Linked DNA regions of Homo sapiens: region 2 is linked to region 1. A link is a contact called in ENCODE Hi-C or POLR2A ChIA-PET data. All regions are on one chromosome and are shown on one strand. The core of a region is the stretch at or near the end of the contact, and the rest is flanking DNA. Distances in the headings are between cores, read along the strand shown. Region 1 overlaps TMEM40 (transmembrane protein 40). Region 2 holds the start of CAND2 (cullin associated and neddylation dissociated 2 (putative)).

Evidence for each region. A loop is a pair of places that touch in the nucleus more often than their neighbours do. ChIA-PET counts read pairs that join two places held with the same protein, here RNA polymerase II (POLR2A). Pooled maps may share reads with other maps.
Region 2: a loop to region 1 is called in a map of psoas muscle, with 4 times the contacts of the local background. The contact joins the promoter of CAND2 here to the enhancer-like site in region 1. A Hi-C loop is called at or near these places in 2 of 168 maps with a recorded cell type or tissue (Calu3 and psoas muscle) and 2 of 50 pooled maps. POLR2A ChIA-PET finds 5 or more read pairs at or near these places in 8 of 52 experiments (H1, HCT116, HEK293 and 5 more).

Annotation. Positions count from the first base shown.
Region 1 is chr3:12,749,019-12,752,140 of GRCh38, reverse strand. It overlaps TMEM40 (transmembrane protein 40), which reads left to right. Exons shown (of 12, transcript NM_018306.4): 2 at 2,301-2,381. The coding sequence starts at 2,309. Among named protein-coding and RNA genes, the nearest start is that of TMEM40, 8.7 kb to the left of the region's middle. RefSeq lists a silencer at 2,371-2,520 and an enhancer at 2,791-2,840. Within about 2 kb of position 1,465, at least 15 of the 41 ENCODE cell types and tissues checked have a DNase peak (open chromatin) inside an H3K27ac peak, as active enhancers do; they include HCT116 and IMR-90, where a contact is called at or near this core.
Region 2 is chr3:12,795,205-12,798,583 of GRCh38, reverse strand. It overlaps CAND2 (cullin associated and neddylation dissociated 2 (putative)), which reads right to left and starts at 1,904. Exons shown (of 15, transcript NM_001162499.2): 1 at 1,796-1,904. The coding sequence starts at 1,863.

The DNA.
Region 1 (3,122 bases), core at 216-2,715:
CTTTAGCCTGGGTGATAGAGAGAGACCTTGTCAAAAAAACAAAAGCTAGGGATAGTGGAGGGAGTAAGTTTAGGGGAGTGGGGAATAGAGTTGATGGGTATTGTTTAGGCAATTGAAAGAGTACTTCATGAGGGAAGTGGGTTTTGACCTGTGCTTGGAAGGTCAGATGCAATTTTGACATTAGGAAAGAATGGACTAAGCCAAAAGTGCTGTGTGTGACCAGGACACAGAGCAGGATGGAGATGAGACTGGAAAAAGAGCTCATCACTTTGTAAACTTCGGTCTATCTGACATCAGCCAGCAGCTCTCTTTCCCCCACGTGGCTCTACAACTCTTCCTCCACTCTAGCTGAAATGCCTTCATTAGAGATGATCTCAGCCAATGAATATGTACTAGTCACCTGTTGCGTGCAGAGAACCCTGTTCAAAATAGAAATATGCCCTGGAGGCTTCTGCTGTCAGTCATTCCATCTCGATATCGATGCATTTTAATGGCTAGTGACTTCCTAATGCCTAGCTGAATTCTGCTCTGAGAAATGGGAAGTTTTATTCTAGAAAAGGGTAGGCCAGGCGCAGTGGCTCACGCCTGTAATCCCAGCACTTTGGGAGGTCAAGGCGGGCGGATCACAAGGTCAGGAGTTCGAGACCAGCCTGGCCAATATGGTGAAACCACGTCTCTACTAAAAATACAAAAATTAGCCAAGCATGGTGTGGCGCCTGTAATCCCAGCTACTCCGGAGGCTGAGGCAGAAGAATCACTTGAATCCGGGAGGCAGAGGTTGCAGTGAGCTGAGATCATGCCACTGCACTCCAGCCTGGGCGACAGAAGCGAGACTCCATCTCAAAAAACAGAAAAAAAAAACGGGTAATGGAGTCTGGGGCCTACGAGATGGGGGATGAGCAGGGATGGGACTGGACACTGAATGTCCAAGGGTAAGAGGAGGCCTGTAGAGAAGGAAACACGCATTCACAATGGCCCTGCTAAGGACTGTCCTGCCATTTTCACATACTATAAGGTAAGCACTATTACTGTCTCCGTTTTACAGATGAGAAACCCAGGGCACAGTGAAGGATTAAGTAACTAGCCCATGCTTCCATCGCTAGAAGAGGCAGAGGCAGGATTCCAACCCAGGCAATCTGGCTCTAAGACACAGGGGAGGAGGCTTCCTGCCAAGGTCTTGTGGTAGATTCTCTAGACCATTCTCAAATGGGGGGTGATGTTTGCCCCACAACAGGGGTCATTTGGCAATGTCTGGAGACATTTTTATTGTTATAGCTGAACAGGAAAGTGCTACTGGCATCTGGGAGGAGGCTGCTAAACATCTCACAATGTGTTACCCTGTCCCAAATGTCAGTCGTGTTGAGGCTGAGAAACATGGTTTAAATGAGTCAGAGGCTGGCCACAGTGGCACGTGCCTGTAGTCCCAGCTACTCAGGAGGCTGCGGTGGGAGGATTGCCTTAACCCAGGAGTTCAAGACTAGACTGGGTGATATAGCAAGACCTCTGTCTCAAATAAAGAAGTAAAAAATAAATGAATCAGAGACTAGTAAATCTACCTCCTCTCAGATTTAAGGTCTCAGCCTCAGAGCTGAGAGAAGAAGAAATAGGGCAAGGAATCAGAAGGAAGCCTGCACTTCCTGGCTCAGCTGCTATAACAGAGACTCATAGCACATGGGCTCCATTAAAAGAAACTTCTTTCCTGTGCACGTAGCTGTCAAGAGGTGGCAGGTGGCTCTGTGTGTGAGGCCGGCCGGGGCCCAGGATTCCCTTGCCTTTTTGCTTAGTCATTCCTGGATGTTGGCCATGTTTGTGGGATTGGAGTTGGTTCACCAACTTCAAATCTGCATTCCTGTCAAAATTGTACCTAGGCTGGACATGGTGGCTCACACTTGAATCCCAGCACTTTGGGAGGCCAAGGTAGGAGAATTGCTTGAGCCCAGGAGTTCAAGACCAGCCTGGGCAACATAGAGACACCCTGTTTCCACAAAAAAAAAAAAAGAAAAAGAAAAAGGATTGTGCCTGACTTTTCAGGCACAGATAAAAACTGATTTCCTTCATGAAGCCCCCTGCTAGTTGCCTAACCAATACCCACCACCCCAATTCCCACTCCCTTAACCCTCCTCCCTCCACTACCCCGGCCTTCTTGCTTGCCAACAGAACTACCATTTTTTTTGTTAATTATTTTTCTTATTCCTTTGAATGTTGAGTGTTTGTCTTTTTCTTATTTATTTGCCAAGCTCTTTGTATATTAAGATATTAACTAAGGTGATATTAACTACTGATTATTGTTATTCCTCCAGGAAAAGCCATGGAGACTTCAGCATCCTCCTCCCAGCCTCAGGACAACAGTCAAGTCCACAGAGAAACAGAAGATGTAGACTGTACGTTTGCCTTCTCTGACCCTCTGGGCAAAACCACATGGGAGGTGGAGTCCAAAAGTAGAAGGGACAGAAGAAGACCCTGCTCAACTCACGTTGCACAGGGCCTCAAATCACAGCTGAAATGGGGAAGTAGTGGTTTTACACACATGCACACACACATTTGCATGGTCCAATCTGTCCTCCTGTGCTGTCTAGCTATGGGGACCCTCAGCTGCTTGCCAAATCTCAAGAATTCTCTGGGGGCTTGGGCTGGCACTAGGGAGCACCCCTAGAAGGTGGAGAGGGTCCTGTGTGACCCCAGAATGGGGAATGGGAAGGTTTAGGACTTGATCACACCTCATCTTGGCTGTAATGTACAGAGGATCCTAAATTAGCAACTACTCTACAGAATCTAGCTGTCTCTGGGCAAGGCAGGGGGCTTAGAAACCCCTTTTCTGGCCGGGCGCGGCGGCTCACGCCTGTAATCCCAGCACTTTGGGAGGCCGAGGCGGGCAGATCAGAAGGTCAGGAGATCGAGACCATCCTGGCTAACACGGTGAAACCCCGTCTCTACTAAAAATACAAAAAATTAGCCGGGTGTGGCGGTGGGCGCCTGTAGTCCCAGCTACTCAGGAGGCTGAGGCAGGAGAATGGCATGAACCCGAGAGGCAGAGCTTGCAGTGAGCCGAGATAGCGTCACTGCAGTCCAGCCTGGGCAAAAGAGCAAGACTCCGTCTCAAAAAAAAAAGAAAGAAACCCCTT
Region 2 (3,379 bases), core at 655-3,154, 46 kb before region 1:
CCTCCAAGCCTCCGGAAAACAGGAAGAACAATCACTACCACCCATGGGTGGACTGAGATTACACGTGGGGTGCACAGTAGGGAGCCTGGGACCCAGCGAACATTCACTAAGCACCTACCGTGTACTCAGCACAGGTGTTGGGGCACTAAGAGGAAGTGCATAGTCCCAGTGGCCCAGGAGCTCAGGGTCTCCCAGGGCTGAAAAGTGATCTAGCAGAAACATGAGGGGAGGCATGATGGGAGCTGAAAGGAGGTACCTAATCCTGCCTGGGGTCAAGAGTTATAGGAGCTGTCAGATGAAGGGAGGAGGTCAAGGGAGAGCAAAGAATCCCCCTAGTGAAGGTCTAGAGAGGGGACAGGGCGTGGCAGATTTTGGATGTGCACAGAATCATAACAGTGTCCGTTTATGAAGCACCGACCTAGTGCCTGCCATGAACCTGAGCATTTCACATGTACTATCTTATTTAATCCTTACCCCAACCCTCAGAGATGGGTTCTGTTATCCCCATTTTATAGAAACAGAAGCACAGGGAGACTCATGGGGGTTAAGTTACTTGTCCATGGTCACACGGCCAGTGAGTGACGGCAGCTGGGATCTGAAGCCAAGACCTTGGATCCCAGGCTCTATTAATGTGGGGGGGCTCTTGAGGGGTACTGAGGAATGGGCTGCAGGAGAAGAGTAGGAGTCAGACCACCAGAGCAGGTCTGTCTCCTCACCTGTCAGGGGGCTGGAATCAGAGGACCTCACTAAGATCTTGGCCTCTGTATTAGACTGGCCTGGATTTGGACTAAGTCTCCCACTTCCTCGCTGTGACTGAACCTACGCCCTTCATGTCTCTGAGACTCAGTTTCCCTATCTGTAAAATGGGGACAAAGTGAAAAAATGTTCATTGAGTCTCCAAGGTCTTCTTTCAGCTGGAGGGGCCAGAACTGGCCATGAGACCACGGGCCAATCCCTTTTCCTCCCTGGGCCTCAGTTTCCCCAGGGAATGCAGGTGGAAACTCATTGGACCAGATGTTTCCACCGTTCTTTTCAGCTCTATTCCTGTGGTTCTGTGATGCTGTGAGAGGGGGAAAGAAGGAAAAAGGGAGTGGGGAAGGAGAGTGGCACACAAAACCTAGAAGGTCCCACCCCAACCATCACCTACCTGTGACTGGAAAGCCAGACTCAGCCCAGCCCCCTCCTTTAGGCTGGGTCTGAACAATCGCAGGAGGGGAGGGAGACGGGGAGGGAGGGGTCCGGGTGATGTTGAGAAGGAGGCATCACTGAGGGTGCCAGTGAGAAAGTCAGCTGGGGGTTGCGGTCCCGGGAAGGGTCCGGGTTCAATGCGGAGGAGAGGCAGGTGCTGGGGTCCCCAGGGAGAGGCGTAGGGCTTCACTGTGGGCTCGCTGAAGGTGGTGGGGGCGGGGGGGAGGGGGCGCTGGGGCATCAGCTGCGGGGGAAGAAGGGGGCCGGACACACACGAGGGAGGAGAGGCCGAGGCAGGGTGCAGAGGGGTGGAGCCGGGGCTCTGATCGGGGGTGAGAGGTAGGGCTGAAGCCTGCACGGTGGGAGACGAAGCAGGGACTGGAGTCGCGGAGGGGCAGGACGGCCCCTAGGGGAGAACGGCCGGAGCTCCAGTGGGGACCACGAGGCAGGAGTGGGCCTGTGGGGAGGGGGGCAGCTTAATGCAGGGAGAAGAGAGAAGAGGCAGGGGGCTGCATGGTCATGGGGGATGGGCTGGCGCTTCGAGAGGGGAAGAAGGCCCCCGGCTTCAGAGCGGGAAGGAGAGAAGGGGGCCGGCGGCGGGCTGCACCTGAAGTCCTTGTCGCTGGACGTCATCTTCTCCAGGAGGCTGGAGATGTGGAAGGCGGCGGTGCTCATGGTGGCTGCGCGCCGCGGAGCCGGCCGGCGGGAGGGAATATGGCGGCGCGGGCGCCCCCTCCCTCGCCAGCTGCGCGGGCTGCGCTCACCAGACAGAAATAGCAGCTCCCGCCCCGCCCCGTGCTCACGCCTTGGCCGTGGCGGCCGCGGGAGGCGGGCGGGCCTGGGCCTGGCTTGGTGGTCTTGGCCCCGGCCCCAGCCCTTGCCCTGCTGACAGCGCAGCGCCGGATTGCACACACCCCCAGAGACGGGGAGCTCACTACCCTGCCACCACCTCCTTGTTATTCCCGTAGGTGCCAGCTCTGTCTTGCGGCATGGACGTAATATCATAGAGTCTCAGGTTCGAATCCCACTTCTGCCTCTTCTGCTGTGTAGCCTTGGCCAAGTTACTTTACCTCCGCTTTCTCATCTGTAGGCATTCAAGAAACAGGAGCTATCAACCAAAGCTGGTCAGGCCAACCAAAAGACCCCTCACCCACGATGCTTGCCCGCCCCTGAGCCAGACAGGATCTGGGGAATGAACTGAGTCACACAAGGCCCCCTGCCTCGCATCCCCAACCCTCAGGACGGCAGGGTCAGTTTCTTCATTTTTTTAGCAATGCAACTGAGGCCGAGAAGCAAAGGGATTTGCTGAGGGTCACACAGCCAATGAATCTGGGATGGAGTCAGGATTGACTGCAGATCCCTTAATATCCTGCGCAGCAATCCTTCCATAAACAGCCAGGAGGCTGCTGGATGGGAAAGGGAGTAGTGTGTGCTTCAGAGCCAGACAAGCCTGGCTTCAAATCTCTGCTAGGCTCCTTCCTGGCTGTGTGACCTTGGGATAATGAAACAACCTCTCTGGGCTATGTTTTTCTCACTCATAAGATAAGGATAAAAGAAATCTTTATTCACTTGGGAGGCCGAGGCGGGCGGATCACGAGGTCAGGAGATCACGACCATCCTGGCTAACACAGTGAAACCCCGTCTCTACTAAAAATACAAAAAAATTAGCCGGGTGTGGTGGCAGGCGCCTGTAGTCCCAGCTACTCGGGAGGCTGAGGCAGGAGAATGGCGTGAACCCGGGAGGCGGAGCTTGCAGTGAGCGGAGATCGCGCCACTGCACTCCAGCCTGGGCGACAGAGCGAGACTCCGTCTCAAAAAAAAAAAAAAAATCTTTATTAAATTGACACCCCCCTTGAACACCTGTTATTATGAGGTACGTAGGTTCTAGACCAAAGCTAATAGAACACTGCAATGTTGAAAATGTTCTACATCTTCAGTATAGTATCTAATATGATAGCCACTAGCCACATGTGGCTATTGAGCACTTGAAATGGAATTAGTGTGACTGGGGAACCAAATTCTTAATTATATTTATTTTTCATTAACTTAACTTTAAATAGCCCACTATGGGTAGTGGCTATCATAATGGACAGTGCAGATCTGTACAACAAGGATGCAACGCAGCAGGGTGTTAGACACAAACGGCCCCTGCCCCCTGGGGACTTTACATTTTAGTGTAGGAAATCAGCAA